Regions from separate parts of the Homo sapiens genome. Here all the other regions are linked to region 3. Evidence: read pairs that join two places in POLR2A ChIA-PET (ENCODE). Cell type or tissue: MCF 10A. All regions are shown on one strand. Each heading gives the region's core, and the rest is flanking DNA. Links, peaks and the distances in the headings are about the cores only.

Region 1 (6,941 bases), core at 960-5,959, 95 kb before region 3:
GAAAACAACACATATTTATCCTCTTAAAGTTCTGGAGGTGAGAAGTCGAAGTGTTGGTGGGACCACTTCCTTCTGGAGGCTCCAGGAGAGAATCTGTCTCCTTGTCTGTTTCAGCTTCTAGTGGATGCTCATGGCCCTTGGCTTATGGCCCCACCCTCCACTCTCAAAGCACATCACTGCAGTCTCTGTTTCTGTCATTCTCTCTCCTCTTTGCCTTCTCCTCCTCTGTAGGCAGGTCTCCATCTGCCTCGTGGTATAAGGACTCCTGTGATTAATTGGCCCCACCTGGGTGATCCAAGATAATCCTCCCATCTTCAGAGCCTTCACTGAATCACAGCTGCCAAGTTCCTTTTGCCACATAAAGTAACACTCACAGATTCGGGGAATTAAGACATGAACATCTTTGGAAGGCCACTATTCAGCTAACCAAAGCATTCAAGATGATCCTAATAGAACCTGAATCAGACCCTGTGCCTCCTCCTCAAAACCTTGCTATGGCTCCCACCTCCTACATGCAAAGCCCTTATAGTGGTCACATGGTATCACACATCTCTTCACTTGTGACTTCCCCATCTCATCTTCTTCTCTCCTGCCTCACTTGGCTCCAGTCACTGGCCTCCTGCTTGTACTTCAACACTCCAGGCAAACACTTGCGTCAGAGCCTTGGCACATGCTGTTCCCTATACCTGGGACTTTTCATTTCATTTCTTTTCTTTTCTTTTTCTTTTTTCTTTTTGAGACAGAGTCTTGCTCTGTTGCCCAGGCTGGAGTGCAGTGGTGTGATCTCGGCTCACTGCAACCTCTGCCTCCCGGGTTCAAGCGATTCTACTGCCTCAGCCTCCCGAGTAGCTGGGACTACAGGCGCCCGCCACCACGCCCGGCTAATTTTTGTATTTTTAGTAGAGATGGGTTTCACTATGTTGGCCAGGCTGGTCTCAAACTCCTGACCTTGTGATCCGCCTGCCTCGGCCTCCCAAAGTGCTGGGATTACAGGCGTGAGCCACCGTGCCAGGTCTTCTTTTCTTTTCTTCTCTTTTCTTTTTTCTCTTCTCTTCTTGTTCTCTTCCCTTTCCTGTTCCCCTTTCCTTTCCCCTTTCCTTTCCCCTTTTCCCTTTCTTCTCCTCTCCTCTCCTCCCCCCTCCCTTCCATCCCCTTTCCTTTCCTTTCCTTTTCCTTTCTTTCTTTTTTTTGAGACGGAGCTTTGCTCCGTCTCAAAAAAAAAGTGCTCAGAAGCTCAGAAGTGTCACCCAGGCTGGAGTGCAGTGGCACAATCTCAGCTCACTGCAACCTCTGCCTCCCAGGTTCAAGCAATTCTCCTGCTTCAACCTCCCAAGTAGCTGGGATTACAAGTGTGCGCCACCACGCCTGGCTAATTTTTGTATTTTTAGTAGAGAGGGGATTTCACCATGTTGGCCAGGCTGGTCTCGAACTCCTGACCTCAGGTGATCCACCTGCCTCAGCCTCCCAAAGTGTTGGGATTACAGATGTGAGCCACTGCACGTGCTCTGTTGCCTGGAACTTTTCATTCCTGCCTCTTCCTAAGACTGGACCTTTCTCTTCCTTTGGGTCTCATCTTCTCAGAGAGGCCCTGTTGGACATCACCCTCCCTAGAACGGCCCTTCTCCTGCCCCACAGTTGCATTTCACACAGTCAAAAGTGACCTTGGTTGTGTGTTTGTTTTCTTGTCTATCATCTGCCTTCCCCACCAGACTGTCACCTCCTAAAGACCCAGGAGGGGCTGGATCTGTCTGGTTCTCGGCTGTATCTCCAGCACCATGGACAGGGCCTGGCACTTAGTAGGTGCTCAGAAAATACTTGCTCCATGAATCCATATTTGGTTTATTTCAAATGTCCCTCAATGCTGCCATGAATAAAATATAAATTCATTTTAAGGCATTCGTACATTCCCAGTGACTTTGTGGCTTGATCTTTTTTTTCTGTCAATGACTAAGATGACCTTCATATATTGAGAGGATGCGAAGCATTGTCTGTACTGAGCAAGTGAGGACTCAGAAGGCCTCGAATGGAGGCAGGGGTGTCTTAATGCAGATTGGCAGTGGGGTCTTATGGAAGAGCAGGGCATGAAGTGGGCTTCTTGTGCAAGTGGCACCCTCTCTCTGTGCCTCAGTTTCCACATCTATAACATGGAGATTGTAACAGAACTTACCTTATAGTCCCACCCTCTCTCTGTGCCTCAGTTTCCACATTTATAACATGGAGATTGTAATAGAATTTACCTTATAGAAGGTTCTTAACTTTGGTGCTACTGACATTTGGAGCTGGATAATTCTCTGCTATGGGGGTTGTCTTGTGCACTGTAGGGCACTGAACAGCATCCCTGGCCTCCACCCATCAGATGCCAGTAACTTCTCTCCAGTTGTGACAACCCCAAATGTCCCCACATATAGCCTAATATCTCCTGTGGGGGCAAAATCACTCCCAGCCAAGGACTGCTCCCTGGTCAGATGATCCGGGCGCTTGTGTTGCCACCCGGCACAGGCTGCTGCTCAAGTTGTGCAGGGAATCGTAGCTGCTCTGTGGTTAAGTGGCTGCCTGGCCCTGCCACTCCTTAGCAGGTGGGCTTGGACCAGTGACTCCAGCTCTCTGAGCCTCAGCGTCTTCATCTGTAAAATGAGATAATGTTAGCACTTCATCTCTTGGGGCTGTCAGGAGGATTAAGTAGATTAATCCTGTGAAGCGCTCAGAAGCATGCCTGGCACACAGTGAGAATTTGAGGCCGAGGCTGAGGCTGATGAAGGCTTCTGGGAATAGTGGGAGCTAGAGAAAGGGATCTTTGCATCCTCACCTCAGCAAGTGCTACCTGAGGCCTCTGGCGTGTGTGCCCCTGCACTAATGGAGGACATGCGGGAACGGCTGCCCCCACCCAGACAGGCGGCTGGCTCAGTCCCTCAGCCCTGCCAGGCCATTTAACAATTAAGCGGCTGAGGGGTGACGAGGCTGGAAAGCCAGAAGTGACCAGGGTCTGGCCTTGCTTGGCTTTGGTGACGCGATGGCCTTGGGATCATGGCCTTCTTGAACCCATAAGCAGGGGGTTGGGCCCCAAGACAGGCAAGGCCAGGCCAAGGTCTGTGCTGGTGGCCTCAAGCTGAAGCCATGCAGGGACAGGAAGGGGGTTGTTCCAAGGCTACAGGGAAGGGAGTGCTGTGGAGCGAGAGTTTCTGTCCATGGGGGCGACCCCCATCCACTCACACTCTGGCATTCCATTTCCCACTTCCCAACTCTTTCTCAATTTTCACCTCCAATTTATTGAGCACTTACTACATGCAGGGCTCTGCCAAAGTACTTTACACAGATCTGACTCCTGTTCTCCCTCTCGCATCATGGAAAGGGGCTCTGTCCCCTCCCCAGATGAGCGAAGCCCTGTTACTCAGACTCCCATTGCACCAGGTAAGGAGTGGAGGCTCTCAGAGGTGAGTCAACAGCTCACAGGGGCAGAGTCAAAGCCCCAGCCCAGGTCTGGGGTCTCCCAAGCACCTGCCCTTAACCGCACAGCCCCTGCTAGGCCTCCTCTCTCTGTCATTTCCCCCCCAGCACCTCCACTTTCCTCTCTCTGGCTCTTGCTGTCTCTCTGGCTCTTGCTGTCTCTCCAGCTTTCCCTGAACATCTTCCTAGTTGTGTTTTTCTCCTTCTCTGTGTCTCTTTTCTGTCTGTTTCTCTTTTTCACTTTCTCGGTCTCTCTCCCTCCCTCTGTTTCCTTCTCTCTCCATCTGTTTGTGTTTCTCTTTCCCATCCCCTGTCTCTCGCTCTCTCTCTCTCACTCTGCCTGTTTCTCTCTCTCCCTTTCTCTCTCTCCTCCTCTGCCTGCCCGCCTCCCCTGGCCGCCCCGCCTTGCGGCTCTGTCTCTCTGCAGTCAGCCCTTGTCCCCACGCCAGCACATTATGTCCCTGGTCAGACCCTGACGTCAGGCGGGGCCTGGCGGGCGGCCATGGGACACTGCCGGGCAGGCGAGAGGGAGTGCTCGACTTCCCGGTCCCCACTGTAGTGGCCGCCTGCCCGCCGCCCGGCCTGGCCTACCCAGCCTGGCAGCAAAGCTTCACTTCTCCCGGCCTAGCTCAGCTGGCTGGAGAGTGGACCGCGCTTTGTGGCTGCCTTCCCTCTGAGCCTGGGGCTGCAGGCCACTCGCCTTTCCCTTCCCCTGCTTCGACCCCACAACCACAAAAGACTTGGTCCCAGAGGGTAGGCAGTATTGCATGGGGCCAAGTCTTGGCTGTGTGACAAGTCACCCAGCCCTCTCTGAGTCTCCTTGTAAAACAAAGCCATTGAGGCACCTGCTTCTCAGGTCTGCAGGGGGTGTCAACCCACAGTGGCTCACAGGACAACAGGAGCGAGGCCCCAGCAGGAATTCAGTGTCACTGCAGTGTCTAGGCCAGCAGTCTTCAAGGAGGGGAGGCTGGCAGAGATGGGGGATCTGAGTGTCACAGTGACAGGGGAACATGGCTGACGAGCAGGCAGGGATGTGCCATGGGGGACTGCCAGGCAGGACAGCCCCACCCACAACACAAACAGTGCCCTGCCGAGAAACCCTCCCCAAGCTCGGCTGGTCTCAGGTCCCATCAGAGCTTAAATAAGTGGTTTAAAAAAATGTCATATTTCTTGTTTGGTTTGTTTATTTTTTCCCCCTGATTTTCAAAGCAAAGTCGTTTCCTTGAAGGACATACCAAGGGTACTTGAGCTTTCTAGTTTAGAGACAGACTTTAGGATCTGATCAACGCGGGTCAAATCCGGCCGGGTGACCCTGGCCGGTGACTTTGTGCTCTGAGCCTCAGTTTCCTCATCTGTCAAATGAAAGTAAGGAATGAGAAGGTCATGGGGATGAAGCAAAAGCATGTTTGTAAAGCACCCAGAATGGGATCTTGCCCGTGGTAAATGGTCTATATTCGGTAGTCTTTTTTTCTCGTCTTTTTTTATTCTTCTTATTTTAAATATAGGAGACACAGAAAAGTACAAAGAAGAAAACTAAAAAGGTGACCCAGAGAGAACCACTCTAAGATGTGCACGGGAATTCAGCTCAGCTCGCGTATTTAAATTGAGATCCTACTGTTGTCTGTTTTTTCATTTTTCACGAAAATAAAACTTGACTCAAAGTTTCATTTTAAAATACCTTTGCTTATTACTATTATTTGAATACTTACATATTCAAAAGGTTCAAAAGGTATCCAGGGAGAAGTGAGGATACCTCCTACTCCAGCCTCTGTTGATTGGTTTCTTGTGTATTCTTCCTTCCCTGGGTCTAAGTCCTCTGCAGACCCGTGAGTTCCAGCTCTCCTGCTCCTATTCATTTTGAGTTTTTTTTTTATTCACTCGATTATAAATCATGACATTTATTTTAAAAAATCAGAACCTACAGACAATCAAAAGAAAGAGGAGCATAAGAAAAGTGGAATCAAGCCAGGTGTGGTAACGCATGCCTGTAATCCCAGCACTTTGAGAGGCTGAAACAGGAGGATTACTTGATCCCAGGAGTTCAAGATCAGCCTGGTCAACATAGCAAGACCTTCATCTCTACAAAATTAAAAAAAGAAAAAAAGAAGTTAGCCGGGTGTGCTGGTGCACGCCTGTGGTCCCAGCTACTCGGGAGGCTAAGGTGGGAGGATGGCTTGAGCCCAGGAGGTCGAGGCTGCAGTGAGCCATGATCATGCCACTGCACTCCAGCCTGGGTGACAGAGTAAGACCCCATCCCAAAAAACAAACAAAAAAGGAAAGTGGAATCTCCTGAAACCTTACTACCACTTTGACATTTTGGAGCACATCCTCGCAGGCTTTTTCCATCACTTGATGTGTGTGCACATTCTGGTAGCACCAGGTATCTTTCCTTAGTGCTGATCAAAGGTTTGGATGATATGTTTGTGTACTGATCTGATCGTCATCTGCCTTCCCCACTGTGCGGTCAGTTCCAGGAGGCAGGCAAGACCGCGTCTGGGTCTTCCACACCACATTAGGTCCATAATGAATATTTTCTGAATAAATGACTAGTGAATTTTCAAAAGGGATTGTACAATATATAATACTATCCTGTGGCCTATTTTTTCACTTAACGTATTGGGGACATCTTTCCACATCTCTGTGTGGCGAATCTCCATTTTTCATGTCTGCACAGAATCACCACAATAAACATCTTTTTGATGTTAGCCAGAAGCTTCTGCTGCCCCCAACTGGGAAGCTCTTTTTCTAATGCAGATCTGTTAACAAATTCCATATGACCCACCCACACCCCAGCCCTTTGGCCGGTTACTTTCAGGCTAACACTTCACTGGTTACATGGGCCCATTGTTTTCTGGGACAAGTCAAGATTTACTGTCTGTCCCTGACATCATGTTTTCCCAGAGAAGCTTAAGAGTGAAGAACTCATCCCTCCCTACCTCCTGTTTCCGCCAGTTAAGGGTTCTGTAGATTTGCTGAAGTTGGGAAACTTGGTGTAACCCTTGCCTCACTGACCGCCTCACCACAAAGGGCACACGCCAAGCTCATTCATTCCTGCCTCAGGGCCTTTGTGCCGGCTGCTCTCTCTGCCCAGAATACACTTCCCTCCCATATTTGCTCAGCTCACTCCCTTCCTACCGCAGATCTCTGCTTGAACATCACCTTCTCAGAGAGGCCTTCCTCAATTATTTTTCTAAATGAGCATCTCCAAATCACTTATCCAGTTTTACATTTCCTTGTAAAACATTTTACTTGGTATTGTATTAGATCAGATTATATGATGTTATGTTGTGTTGTGCTGTGTTATATGAATATTTTTGGCGTTTTAAAATGGATTGCCCATCTCCTTCACTCTGAAGACAGGGACTGGGACTTTCTTTTCTTTCCTGCAGTATCCGCAGCACCTAAAATAGGGCCTGGAGCATGGTAGGTGCTCAGGAAATACTGGTTGAGTCAATCCATGGTAACTCTAGACTCCAAGGTTTCTTCCAAGGCAGAGA
Region 2 (6,941 bases), core at 1,304-6,303, 110 kb before region 3:
ATTACAGGCATGAGCCACTGCGCCCGGCCTGGTTGCTCATTTTTATGGTTATTTCTTGATCATATGCTAAACAAGGGGTAGATTATTCATGCCTTCCCATTTTAGACCATATAGGGTAACTTCCTGACATTGCCATGGCATTAGTAAACTGTCATGGTGCTAATGGGAGTGTAGCAGTGAAGATGACCAGAGGTCACTCTCGTGGCCATTTTGGTTTTGGTGGGTTTGGCCAGCTCCTTTACTGCAGTCTGTTTTATCAGCAAGGTCTTTATGACCTGTACTTTGTGCTGACCTCTTATCTCATCCTGTGACTTAGGATGCCTTTATTATTTATTTATTTATTTATTTTTTTGAGACAGAGTCTCTCGCTCTGTAGCCCAGGCTGGAGTGCAGTGGTGCAATCTCAGCTCACTGCAAGCTCCGCCTCCTGGGTTCACACCATTCTCCTGCCTCAGCCTCCCGAGTAGCTGGGACTACAGCTGGCTGCCACCACGCCCGGCTAATTTTTTGTATTTTTAGTGGAGATGGGGTTTCACTGTGTTAGCCAGGATGATCTCAATCTCCTGACCTCGTGATCCGCCCGCCTCGGCCTCCCAAAGTGCTGGGATTACAGGCGTGAGCCACTGCGCCCGGCCAAATGCCTTTATTTTTAAAAGAAACTTTAGGCTCACAGCAAAATGGAGAGAAAGGTACAGAGATGTTTTACCTACCCCCTCCCCCGACACAGGCACAGCCTCCACTATTATCAACATTGCCCACCAGGGTGGTACATTTGATACAATTGATGAACTACATGGATGCATCATTGTCACTCAAGGTCCATAATTTGCTTTAGGGCTCACTCTTGGTGTTGTACATCCTATGGGTTTGGACAAATGTGTAATGACAGGAATCCACCATTGTCATCATATCACTGCCCTAGAAAGTCCTCTATGCCCTACCTAGACATCTCTTCCTCCCTCTCACTCCCGGAAGCCACCTATCTTTTTATTGTCTCCATGGTTTTGCATTTTCCAGATCTGATATTTTTTATGGCGTCTTTTTGCAGTAGCCATTGGCTTCTGCTATCCCACCAGCAGCCACTCTGAATGGTCGATGCCCAGGCCAGTCTGGTTAAATATTTTGAATACTATTCCTGGAAATATCCGTTTCTTTACATACTGATGATAAATTCTAATTTTACAAAAACGTCACGCAGGCCAAATCAAACATTCTACAGGCTGCATTTGGCCCATGGGCCACCAGTTTGAGACATCAGATGTGGGAATTAAGAAAGAAGCTGGAGTCTAGAAGTCCTATTTCAGCTCTGCCACTTCCTAGCTGTGTGACCTTGGGCGGGTCACTTTGCCTCTCTGAGCCTGTCAAGTGAAGGCCTTGAGCATGGGATTACGGGGACGTGATTATTAGCGCTTCCTCAGCGCCAATCTGAGGCCTGATGTCGTGGCATATTCAGAAGCCTCCCAGGATGGCAGTATGCCCTACAAACCAAAACATACAAGACTTGCTCTTATAAAATTAGGAGGCAACAACAACAAAACATCAAAAAATCCCCAGAAACATACAGGTTCTTAGGCTAGAGAGAAACGAGAGATCGGCAGATTGAGACTTGCTGCCTGCTTGCCTGGGCAAAGGGAGAACCAATTTCTCTACATCTCAGAAACCCTCTGTTACTTTAGTCTCCTTGACAAGGACCAGCGCTGACCCAGGGTCAGGAGCCCAGCTCCGGAGCCAGGCAGTCTGGGATCTAATCCCAGTTCTGCCAAGTACTAGCTGTGTGGCCTTGGGTGAAAAACTTAACCTGTCTGTGTTTTACAGCCTCAGGGCTGCTGTTCATGTCATGGTCTGTGTGATTGGGGCCCCCTGGAGCTGGGCAGTGCATGGCTATTCCTGGTGGCTCTGAGGTCCTTGTCCAGGAAGTGGGAATAATGTCTGTGAGGATTAAATGAGTGAACGCATACAATATGCTTGAGGCAGTGCTTGGCACAAGGCAATGGCTGACTGGGCAGAGTGGTGTTTGTTCTGCTCTGTGCCACACGTGTTGCCTGCACCCGGCACTGCTGGGCTGCAAGTGTCCCACTTTAAAGAAGAGAACACTGAGGCTCAGAGAAGAAAATCATGGTTCAGAGAGGGTCAGTAACTTACCCAGGGTCACCCGGCTAGTAAATGGCAGGTAACAACAACAGCAAAAACAAGAACACAAAAGCGATCATGTAACAAGACGGGAAACAGCTAATACCAACTTGGCACCGCTAGCTGCCACGTGCTGGGTCCACGGCTTTAAGCACATGACCTCGGAGTCTGGCTCCAACATCCGTGCTCTGCTCCTCTCAGCCTGCCCTAGGTGGGCGCATCTCCCGCTGCCCTAAACTCCACTTGGAACCTGAGAGAGGGTCGGCTCCGGCAGGCCCGTGAGCACGAGCATGGCTCTCTGAGTCTAGCTCTTCGGGTTCATGGATCGCTTCCCAGTGGGACACCCTGGCCCTGTGACCAGAGCCTCACCCCTCACTCCCCTTTTATCCTTGGATTTCAAAGCACTTTACACTCACACACTAATTAGAGAAGACACCTTCCTGTGCTCCAGAGAGGCAGGTATTTTTAATTAACTGCTCTTGCGAGTCTGCAGGGCATGGGGCTGCAAACTCTAATTCTAGGATATTGGCTCACAGAATGCGATCCAGGGCGTCTTTGACTGCCACTTCCTCAGAGGCCCTCCCGGACTACCTGATCCAAAGTCGACCCCCCACCCTCATCTCATGCACCTGCCCGGTTCCTGGGTACTACCTGTGTCACGGTTTTGTTTTTGTTTTTTGAGACAGGGTCTTTCTCTGTTGCAGTGGTGCAGTCTTGCTCACTGCAACCTCTGCCTCCCAGGCTCAAGTGGTCCTCTGGCCTCGGCCTCCCATCTCAGCCTCCTGAGTAGCTGGGATTACAGGCATGAGCCACCATGCCTGGCCTTTTTTTTTTTTTTTTAATGTGTATTTATTTGCATATTGACTTACAATAATAACAGCAGCTATATTTATAGAACAGCCACTGTGTGCTGGGCCTGCACTCTGATCATATTATCCTCCTGGGGCACAGAGAGGTTAAGGAACATCTTCAAGGTCACACAGCAGGTGAGGAAGCTGTATTTTTTTTGGCTCGCTTGTTCACTTGTGTGTGCTTAGTGTTTGTCTTCCACAGGAGAAAGTCTCTTGTTCATTGCTGTGTCATTGCAGTGCCTAGAACAGTGCCTGGCACCTAGTAGGCACTCAATAAATACTTGTCGATGGGGTGAATTTGGAATCCTGCACTCAGCTTGCGTCAGAGCCCAAGTCTTTGTGTAAACATAGACAACTCCTTCTGTGCCTCAGGGAGAAGGAAAACCACAACGTGGCTCTTTCCTAATTCTCTGCTCTTTTACACCTCCAGCTTTTGCTCAAGTGACTTCCTTTGCTTGCTTTCTCCTTTTCCATTGTTTAGCTCAGAGGTCAGTAAACTATGGCCTGGGGGCCAAATCTGGCTCAGCGTGTGGTTTTTGTCAATAAAGTTTTATTGGAACACAGCCACATCTATTTCAGTTTTATCTATGGCTGCTTTAGATCTGTAATCATAGTTGTGACAGGAACTCATGAAGCATAAATATTTACTATCTAGCCCTTTACAGAAAAGGTTTTTGACCCTGCTCTAGCTGACTTTACCCTTTAAGAATGAGTGAAAAGGCCTCCTCCTCCAGGAAGGATTCTGTGATTTCCCAGGCTGGGTTAAGGGGTCTTGTTAGGAGTTCCCATAGCCCTATGTTTCCCTCTAACATGGAGTTTCTCTCACCTCTAGGAGCCTGTCTAGACATCTTTCCCTGATCGCCCAACCCCCTCCCCTCATGAAATTTTTTTAATTGACAAAAACTTGCATATATTTTTTAACTGGACAAATAAAAATTGTATATATTTATTTGCATAAATTTATAACTTTTGGTGGGGTGTGGTGGCTCACATCTAGTAACCCCAGCACTTTGGGAGGCCGAGGCGGGTGGATCACCTGAGGTCAGGAGTTCGAGACCAGCCTGGCCAACATGGAGAAACGCTGTCTCAGCACACACACACACACACACACACACACACACACACACAAATGAAGAATTCCCTGACAGGTATCTAACTGTGACCCTCCTGCCATGACATCCTGGGGTCAAAAACTCAAAAGGCTTTAGGAGCCCGGTAGGAAATGCAAATGGAGTGGGACCAATTCTACTGTGGCCCTGCAGGGGAGGGGAGGGGAGGCTTGAGCGTCCAGCTGGAGCCTTTTTCTGACTGCTGGGAGGGACAAAACACGAGCCCGGAACTGGGAGGCCGAGAGATAAAACCTGGCTCCATCCCAGCACTTCATATAGAACCCACTAGGTGACTGGGCCTGGCTTTGGCTGTTGTCAGACTAGTGGTGGCGGCGGGGTGGTGGCGGTTAAATTTTCTATGGGAGGACACATTGTCATACAATTGGCATAGCTGCTCCCTTCTTTCTTGAACTCAGGAAATTATAGCTCTGTGCTAATGGTGATCACATTGGTAGAGGGTGATTAATTAAATTATTAACAACAAAAAGGAGCTACTCTGAATGTCTTTTCTGATCTCTTTTGGTGGGAAATCCAGGGAATTCTTCACTTATTGTGTATGTGTATGTGTGTGTGTGTTCATGCCAAGTGTGTTTCTACACAGCATCTCAGTGGCGTATTCTGGAAAGCAAGCATCAACAGTGTACTGTAAGAGGAGGCTGTGCAAGGGCAACTGAAACTTTGGGACTAAATGTTGGCCCACTCTTTGGTGAGTGTCTGTCCTCCCCACCAGATTGGGAGCTCCAGGGGCACAGCAACTTGCCTGCTTTGTTCTCCATGTATCCGTGAGCTGGACACATAATAGGTTCAAAAATATTAAGGAAAACCTTCGGCTACAGCTGGCTTGTCCCCTGCACAGTCCTGGTGTGTCCTCTGGGATCCTCTGGACATTTCCATGTGCTCTTCCCTCTGCCTGAGTAGCTCTTCCTGTCCCTTTGGCTCAGTTAATACCCCATCTCCATTCATATCTCAGCTCCATGTCACCTCCTCAGGGAAGCCTTCCCTGATTTTCCAGACAAGGTTGGGTCCCCCTGTTAAATGTCTTTCTATGATTCATTCATTCATTTTCCCTCTCATCACTTAAACATTGAATGACTTCTCCAGCAAACAGCCATAGGGCTCCTACTCTGTTCCAGGTTTTGTTCCAGGCACCGGGGACACAGCCTCTGCTCATATTCACAGAGCCCATCTTTGGGGATCATTCAACACATAAGTAAGCAATATAACTTCCGGCTGTGATATGGGCTATGAAGTCAATATACCAGGGTGACATGGTTAGAAAGTGACTGGTGGGAGGTGGTGGGGGATGGGTGCTGAGGTGACCCCATGAGGAGGTGACATGTGAACCAAGATTTGAACTAGAAGGAGGAGCCGGCCATGGGGAGATCTAGGGAAAAGCATCTGAGGAGAGGGAATAGCAAGTGCAAAGGTCCTGAAGCAGGAACACGTACAGCACAACTGAGAAACAGCCAGCAGCCCATTATGGCTGGAGCAGGATGGGGAGAGGTGAGCACAGGAAAGGGAAGGGGTGGCAGATGGTTCAGGACCTAGAGGACCTGAATTTTGGCCTGGGAGGGGAGGGTGGCCTATGGAGAGTTTTTAAAAATTTATTTTTATTTATTTATTTATTTATTTATTTATTTATTTTTTGAGACAGAGTCTCACTCTGTTGCCCAGGCTGGAGTGCAGTGGCACGATCTCGACTCACTGAAACCTCTGCCTCCCAGGTTCAAGTGATTCTCCTGCCTCAGCCTCCTGAGTAGCTGGGATTACAGGCACATGTCACCACGCCTGGCTAATTTTTGTATTTTTAGTAGAGACAGGGTTTCACCATGTTGGCCAGGCAGGTCCCGAACTCCTGACCTCAGGTCTCCCAAAGTGCTGGGATTACAGGCATAAGTCACCATGCCCTGCCTGAAGGGTTTTATTTATTTGTTTGTTTGTTTGAGATGGAGTCTTGCTCTGTCACCCAGGCTGGAGTATAGTGGCACGATCTCAGCTCACTGCAACCTCTGCCTCCCAGGTTCAAGCGATTCTCCTACCTCAGCCTCCTGAGTAGCTGGGACTACAGGTGTGCACCACCACACCCGGCTAATTTTTGTATTTTAAGTAGAGATGGGGTTTCACCATGTTGGCCAGGCTGGTCTCAAACTCCTGACCTCAGGTGATCCGCCCACCCTGGCCTCCCAAAGTGCTGGGATTACAGGCGTGAGCCGTCATGCTCAGCCCATTGGAGGGTTTTAACAACAAGGTTCTCTGTTGCTTCACAGTCTCAGCCTTCTCCCCATTTGCAATTCTGCGTCTGTGTGACTGAGTGGTGTTGGGCTTTCCATCTGATTGTGAGTTGCTAGAGGGGGCAGCCACATTCATCCTGATCTGCAAATATCTGTGTCTGCCTCTTAGACTGTGTTGGTCTTAGGCTGGGTGCCCCCAGAAGCAGACACCGAGGCAAGGATTCAAGTGATTTGTTTGGGTGGTAGTCTTAGGAAGTAAGGGAGTAAGGGAGTGGGGACATGAGACACAGATGAGAAGACACACACAGGGGACATTTTTGAGCAAGTTACTGGTCTGGGCAACTGGGGCTCGATTCCACTGGGGAACTCTGGGAGCCAGTGTAAACATGCCTCCAGGCTATTTCCACCAAGGGGCAAGGAAACCGGCGTCTTCCTCCATCACCTCCTGTCAGTGGTTGGTTAAGGGCAGCTGCCAGGGGCATGATCTCTCAGGTACTCCGCTTGTCCTGCATGGGCTCAGTGGGGTGTGGTGGCCAGAGAAAGCCCTTGGCAAAAAGATGGAGGTGCTGGCGGCCTGAAGCCTAGGCCAGTGAACAGGACTGGTGGGTGCAGAGGGGCGT
Region 3 (6,941 bases), core at 1,138-6,137:
TGACGGCCAAGTTGAGTGCCCCTCACAGGTGTCATTAATTTACTGATATTGCAAATGAAGAAATCAGGTTAATTCAAGTAATTTGCAAATTCCTTCCAAAATTGCCAATAGTGGGCAAACTGCTAAACAGTGTATAGGGCATGTGGTGAGCAAATGGCCTGGAGGTGAAATGGCCTGGTTGAAATCATGCTTGAAAAGCTTTTATCTCATTCATAAAAGGGCAGAGAACATGGTTTGGTAAATACAAATACATGCGTACTGCAAAGTCAGGGGCTGGCAAGCTACAGCCTTTGAGCCCAACCTGACCCACCACCTGTTTTTGTAAATAAAGTTTTATTGGCACACTGTCACAGACATTCACTGACATACAGTCTGTGGCTGTTTTCCTGCACCACGGCAGAGTTAAGTAGTTGCAATAAAGAGGGTCTGGCCCACAAATCCTAAAACATTTATTATCTGGCTCTTTACAGAAACATTTTACCAACCTCAGCAGCAAGTAATAAAAAACACATAAGTTATAATTTTGTAGTATTTTTAGAGATATAAAGTACAAGAACAATTATTTTTTTAAAACTGTCTGGCAGATCATGTATGGCTGGATCTGAGTTAAATGCATAGAAAGTGCATTCCACTGAATAACATGATCAAGAGTAAGACTTTAGGCCCAGATAATTAATTTTTACAAATTCTCAGCAAGTTGCTTCATGTCTCCAACCTCAGTTTTCTCATCTGTAAAACAGGGATGATGTTTAGTTCTGACCTCATAGGGTACAGGTAAAGAAGGCTCTTAGAACAGTGCCGGGCACATAGTAAGTACCATGTAATTATTTGTTATTATTATCATTATTATTGCACAGAGACAGGTCTAGATCAGTGTCATGGCTGTGCTACTTCTCAGACATGCGAACCTGGACACACAGCTTCCTCTTCCCCAGCCTCAGTCTCCCTACCCATAAATTGGTGCCATAATGGTTGCCATCACCTGGAGTTGCTGTGAGGGCCCCTTGGCACAGCATCTGGCACACAGTAGGCACCCAACACAGATGAGCTGTTACTGCCAGCATTCCCATCACTCTGACTCAAAGCTCTGCACTGTCTGGAACTCAGTCTCACCCCTCCTCTGTAAGGCAGGCCATGACTCCGGACCCGCCGTGTACCAGCACTAACTGTTTTCTACCCAGTGATTGTTTATTTAACTGTCCTCCTAAAGTAACTCCTCAGCCATCAAAGGGCTGTTTACAAAGCCCACAATTAGCCTTCTTGGAACAACAAATAAACAGAAACCTAATTAGGCATGTTTCTCCTGGCTCAAGGCACGGCAACCCCAAGGCTTGGGCATCACAGCTGTCATTCAAATAGACATTTGTGGGCTGTATGGATGAATGGATGTGTAGATGGATGTGAGGATGAGTGGGTGGGTGGGCGGATGAATGGATGGATGGATGTGTGGGTGGATGAGTGGATGGATGAATGGGTGGGCGGACGGTTGGATGGATGGATTGGAGGTTGGAAGGAAGGAGAGGTGGATAGATGATATTTGAACTGATGGACAGATGGATGAATGGAAGGTTGAATAGATAGAAGGCAGGAGGAATAGAAGAATGGATGGGTGGATGAATAGAAGGACAGGTGGAGGGAAGTCTTGATGGGTGGAGGGATGGCTGAGAGTTGGATGGAAAGGATAGATGGAATAATGGAAGGACAGATGGAGAGATGTTTGGATGGCGGATGAATGTGTGGATGAGTAGGTAGGTGGAGGTATGGGTAAAGGAATGAAAAGATGGACTGGTGAGTTCAGGTTAGTGGAAGGCCAGAGGGAGAGGGTGATGTGAACTGAGGCTCCAGGCTTTTTCCTGCGTCTCCTTCCCACCCTGCCCTGTTCTTCACTGAGATGCTGTGTCACCACCCAGTAGAAGGGACTCTGACCGTGTGGCATCAGAACAATCCTGGGTTTGAATTCGCTCCTACCATGTTCTGCCTCTGTGGCCTTGAGCAAGTCCTGCCACCCTGAGCCTTAGTCTCCTCCTCTGTAAAACGGATGTTTGTACTGTCCCCACTTCACAGTGTGGCTGGCAGGGTGAATGGGTTAAGTGCCCACGCCATGGTCCCTGCCCTACCTGTGTGAATTCCTGTTTGGTGGCTGCCCAGAGCAGGGGCTGGCATCACTTGGGGCTGGGCAATGTTGGTAGACTGCCCAGACCCTCTGCTCTGAGCTCCACTCCAATGGAGGGAACAAGCACCAGCCTGTGCTGCGGCAGGGCCCTCCCTCTGGGAGGTTCTTCCCCTGGAGAGAGGGGGCTGGCCTCTGCCTGGGGAGACTTAAAATCCCACTGTGGGGACGGGCACTGGAACAGAGCCCAGGACCTGGCTCCCCTCCCTCCCAGCTCCCTGCGTTCCAGCCTCGGGGGCCTCCACTCGGTTCTCAGAGCTGGGGGTGAGAATGCGACTCAATGTCCAGCTGCCTAGATTCACATCCCTTCCTCCCACTGGCTGGCTGGTAGCCTTGGGCTGGATACTGACCACTCTGTGCCTTGGGAAATGAGAGTTCCTACCTCATAGGACTATTGTGAGGATTGAATGAGTTAAAATGTGAAGTGTTTAGCACAGTGCCTGGCACACAGTGAGCATGGCTAGCTGCTATTATTCTTGTATAACAGTTGTTTTCATTACTGTTGCTGGTATTATTATCATTATTTTACCTCTCCCATATCCTTTTCCCCTTCTGGCCAGAGGGCATTTGATGTTTCCTAGCAGGAGATGGCCCTCAAACTGGGCCTTGAAGGAACAGAAAGGCCCCCAGAGGCAGAAGAAGGCACCCCTCGGGAAGACTCCGCCTGGGGCAGCTCCCACAGCAGAAGGCCAAGAGGTTCTGGCCAGAGGGAGGCGTGGCTCCCAGCGCAGGGGCGGGATAGAGAGAGGTGAGTCAGTGTCTGGCCCAGCCAGGCCCTCACAGCCACAGCTCTGCTTCCCATCAAGGGGCGGAGCAGCTGCGGCTCCCCTCTGGCCAGGGCTGGGGGTCTGAGTCAGCTGGAGTCAGGTAAGCAGAGGAGGATGTGGGGCTTTCCCACCCGCAGCCTGGAAGCCCGTGTGTGCAGGGCAGGGCTGCCTCCCACGGCAGGGGCAGGCAGAGGCCTCTGCGCCAGGTACAGCCTAGGTACCGCCTACCCCCATGGCTGACCCTGGGCCCCAAATCCAGCGGGAGGCCTGGGAGCATCTTCTCCGCCTGAGTCACCGGGCTGGGCCCAGGACCCCAGCCAAGGGCTTTGCCTCTGGGAAGAAAAGAGCTTTGGAGTCCAGCAAAACCTGGGAAGCAGGGGGAAGCTTCCCTAGCAGGTGCTATTTGAGCAGAGGCCTGGAGGAGGTGAGGAAGTGAGCAGCGGGCCGTGTGGGGTAATGGGTGCTCCAGGAAACCAGAACGGCAGATGCGAGGTTCTGAGGTGGAGCCTGGAGTGTCGGAGCAACAACAAGGAGACTGTCGTAGGGATGAGGCCTTGGGGAGGAGGAACAGAGAGCAGAGAGGACCTGGGGCATGTCCCACAGTGGATGAGCCACGGGAAGGACTTTGGCTTTTCCTCTAAGCAAGGTGAGAGCTGTGGGAAGTTTCCAGGCAGAGAAGGGACGAGATCTGACTTAGATTCTCACGGGATCTCTCTGGCTGCATGTGGGGAATGGATTGGAGGTGGAGGATTCAGGACAGAAGCCAGGAAACCAGGGAGGAGGAGACCACAATAGTCCAGGTAAGCCATGCAGGGTCTGGACCAGGGTGGGGACCGTGGAGGTGAGAGAAGAGGTGGAATTCTGGGAGTTCCTCTGCACGTCAGCCAACCCGCCCTTCTTGGGTGCCTACTGTGTGTGAGTTCTGTACAGCAACATGATACAGAGATCACAAAGGCTGAGCCCTTGCCCACAGTGTAGGAGACAGGAGGAAAAGGAATGCAACTGTGATGTGATCAGTGTCAGACTGAAGTGTGAATGAAGGGCAGCTACATCTCCCCAGGTTCTGTCCTAAAACTTTCTATGTAGGAGCTCAACCTAGTGAGATAAGAGCTATCATAAGCCCCCATTTTCCAGATAAGGAAACTGAGGCCCTCTTAGTCAAACAATATGTCTAAGTTAAGAGACTCCTCCCACTAGTAAGTGGCAAGACTGGGATTCACAACCGGGTCTGAAGGGCTGCAGGACTGACCCCGCCTGACCACCTGTGTAATCAGGAAGGGCTTCCCGTAGAGGTGAGGCTTGAGCTGGGTTCCCAGGGATGCATAGGATTCCGTCAGTGAGCAGAGGGCCTTCCAGGCCTGAGCAAGGTATAAGCCAATGTGTGTTCAAGACACACAAGCCCCACGTGGAGTTTCTCCCTCCCCTTGGCATCACAGGGAGGACGAAAGGGAGCTGGAAAGCCTCACCTACAGTGTTAACTGATGGAATTTCACGCCGGGTCCCTGTACCTTGCAGCTACCTCTGGCCCCATCCATGGTCCCAGGCTCACGATGGGTGAGAATCATCCCCTTAGCCACTGTCTCCCACACGTCACTTAAAAGCCATCTTTAAAGCCATTCATACCTTTTCTTAAGTAAATTGATTTTTTGGTTTACTCCACTGGTTTTTTAAAAAAATAACTTACTGAGACGAAGTTCACATAGCATCATATTAAGCATTTTAAAGTGAACATTTCGGTGGCATTTTTGCATTGTGTTCTGCAACCATCACCTCTAGCTAATCACAAAACATTTTCATCACCCCAAAAGGAGACCCTGTGACCATAAAGCAGCCGCTCCCCATTCCCCTAACAACCACCATTCTTCACTGGTCTCAATGGATGTACCTATTTTGGAGATTTCCTGGAAAGGGAATCATACAATATGTGACCTTCTGGCCAGGCATGGTGGCCCACGCCTGTAGTCCCAGCACTTTGGGAGACTGAGGCGGAAGGATTTCTTCAGCCCAGGAGTTTGAGACCAGCCTGTGCAAAATAGGGAGACCCTGCCTCTACAAAAAATACAAAAATTAGCCAGGTGTGGTGGCACGCACCTGTAGTACCAGCTACTGGGGAGGCTGAGGTGAGAGAATCATTGAGCCTGGGAGGCAGATGTTGCAATGAGCCGAGATCACACCACTGCACTCCAGCCTGGGCAACAGAGCAAGAACCTGTCTCAAAAAAAAAAAAAAAAAAAAAAAAAGACCTCTGTGTCTGGCTTTTTTCACTTAGCATCATGTTTTGGAGGTTCATTCTCATTGTAATATGGATTAGAAAAAATTATTTTAAAAGGAAAATTTGTGTTACTATCAGAAGGAGGAAACAACTTTTCATTTCTGTAAAGAGAAAGTAACCTTAAAACAACAATCACAAAAGAACGTTACCAAATTCTTGCTCCATTCTCCTGCCTGCTGAAGGCCCTGAGCTTAAGGCCAGCTCTGCCTCATAAAGGGAGACGAGCAAACGTGGGAGAGGTATTCAAGTCCAGCCGCGCCCGCCTGAGACTTTCTCCTTGGGTTAATCAGAAGAATCAAAGAGAAGTGCAAAAGGAGGAATGGTGACAACTGTGGTCTAACCCATCTTGCGTGGGAGGCTCTGATATTTCCAGAGCAGAGCGGGGGTGAGTGCAGCTCATGACAGTGAGTGTCCCTGGTGCCATGGCTGGTAGGTTAGAGGGGAGGGCTGCAGATGGGGAGCCTGTTGGAAGCTTCTTCACCAGCCCAGACATAACATAATCCAGAGAATCCCATGCCTGCCAATCTCTTCCCTTTTCTAAATCCTTTCACATCTATGAGTGGAGGTAGGCCAGGTGATAGCCGGGTTAATTCCTGGATGCTATTCTGTTCCCGTGATGTATTTGTCCACTTAGATGCCAATACCAAACTGTTTTATTTCTATGCCTTTGTCATATATTCTAATGTCTGGACGGACAAGTCCTCTCTCTTAGTTCTTCTTTCAGCATTGCTTTGACTATTTTTGCACATTTACTCTTTTATGTGACTTGAGAACATCCCCTTTTAACAGACAGGCCCAGAGATGTTAAGGGACAAACCCCAAGTCACACAGGGCTTCTGCCTCCAAGCCTCATGGCCCATTTCCAGGACTCCCAGGGGTCCTGGGCAGTGTTAGGAGTGAGCATGAGCCTGGCATGCTGGGAGGAAAGGGAGAGTGTTTTCACCGCCCCAAACACGCCATTCTTGTGGGTCGTGAAGAACACTGTTTGCCTATTAAAGGCTTTGGACGCCTTGAAAAATAGCAGCATTTGCCATGTTCACATTTCACCTGCAGGTATTACCTACTCTTTCCATCAATTCGCTTTTTAAATGTTTGCGAAAACTTAATTTTAAATGAACTCATTTTATCCTGGCTTTAAATGAGGAACCAGTGTTGACTGTGAGGCCTTTGTTGTCTGTGCCCTGCCCATACCTCCTCTCCCTTTTCTCCGGTGAACACAGACAGGATTCCACCTGCAGCACCTGTCCCCTTCACCTGTGAGCTTTGCTCATGGGGCAGGCTGGATGTGCTGGGAACTAACACTCCAAGCGGCAGCTGTCAAGCAATGATAGGCAGGAGCTGACATGTCCCTTCCCCAGCTCCCTGACCACCCGATCTCCGCCCCTGGGGGGCTAACTCCGTTACTACATGGGCTCCCAGCGTGCCACAGCAGGACCGAGCCCCAGCTGCCTAAGTGGTTACTGGCTTGGTAGCGCTCTTGAGATTGGCAGCCCTTCCTCCCTGATCTCACTTCCCTACCAGTGCTTTCTGGAGGCATCTCCCAAATAGGCTACTTGCCTTCAGTTTATTCTGTTAAGGTCTGCTTGCAGGCACCCAATCTAAGGCACTTGCTGCAAATGGAAGACAATTGGTGAAATATACAAAAAAGTGAAACAAAGCCAGCTACTATTGCCGATGACGGCTTGTACTTGGGATCTGCTCTGTTTCTTCCGAAGAAAAAGCAGGTGGTAGG

Evidence for each region. ChIA-PET counts read pairs that join two places held together with the same protein. Peaks named below come from ENCODE experiments on the same cell type or tissue, not always from the same donor. Only the 100,000 strongest peaks of a DNase experiment are listed, where the experiment ranks them.
Region 1: POLR2A ChIA-PET joins it to region 3 with 21 read pairs; 6 of 35 experiments call an interaction of 5 or more read pairs at or near these places.
Region 2: POLR2A ChIA-PET joins it to region 3 with 11 read pairs; 7 of 35 experiments call an interaction of 5 or more read pairs at or near these places.

Annotation. Positions count from the first base shown.
Region 1 is chr20:50,412,755-50,419,695 of GRCh38, reverse strand. No RefSeq gene overlaps it. Among named protein-coding and RNA genes, the nearest start is that of PTPN1, 94 kb to the left of the region's middle. RefSeq lists silencers at 1,637-1,837, 6,270-6,564. In MCF 10A, for the core only: no CTCF peak of the experiment used is centred there; a DNase peak (open chromatin) is centred at 3,895.
Region 2 is chr20:50,431,309-50,438,249 of GRCh38, reverse strand. No RefSeq gene overlaps it. Among named protein-coding and RNA genes, the nearest start is that of PTPN1, 76 kb to the left of the region's middle. RefSeq lists a silencer at 2,324-2,618. In MCF 10A, for the core only: no CTCF peak of the experiment used is centred there; DNase peaks (open chromatin) are centred at 3,379 and 4,329.
Region 3 is chr20:50,317,495-50,324,435 of GRCh38, reverse strand. It overlaps LINC01271 (long intergenic non-protein coding RNA 1271), which reads left to right and starts at 3,094. Exons shown (of 3, transcript NR_109950.1): 1 at 3,094-3,361. RefSeq lists enhancers at 1,757-2,341, 2,342-2,927, 2,928-3,512. In MCF 10A, for the core only: no CTCF peak of the experiment used is centred there; DNase peaks (open chromatin) are centred at 2,385 and 3,035.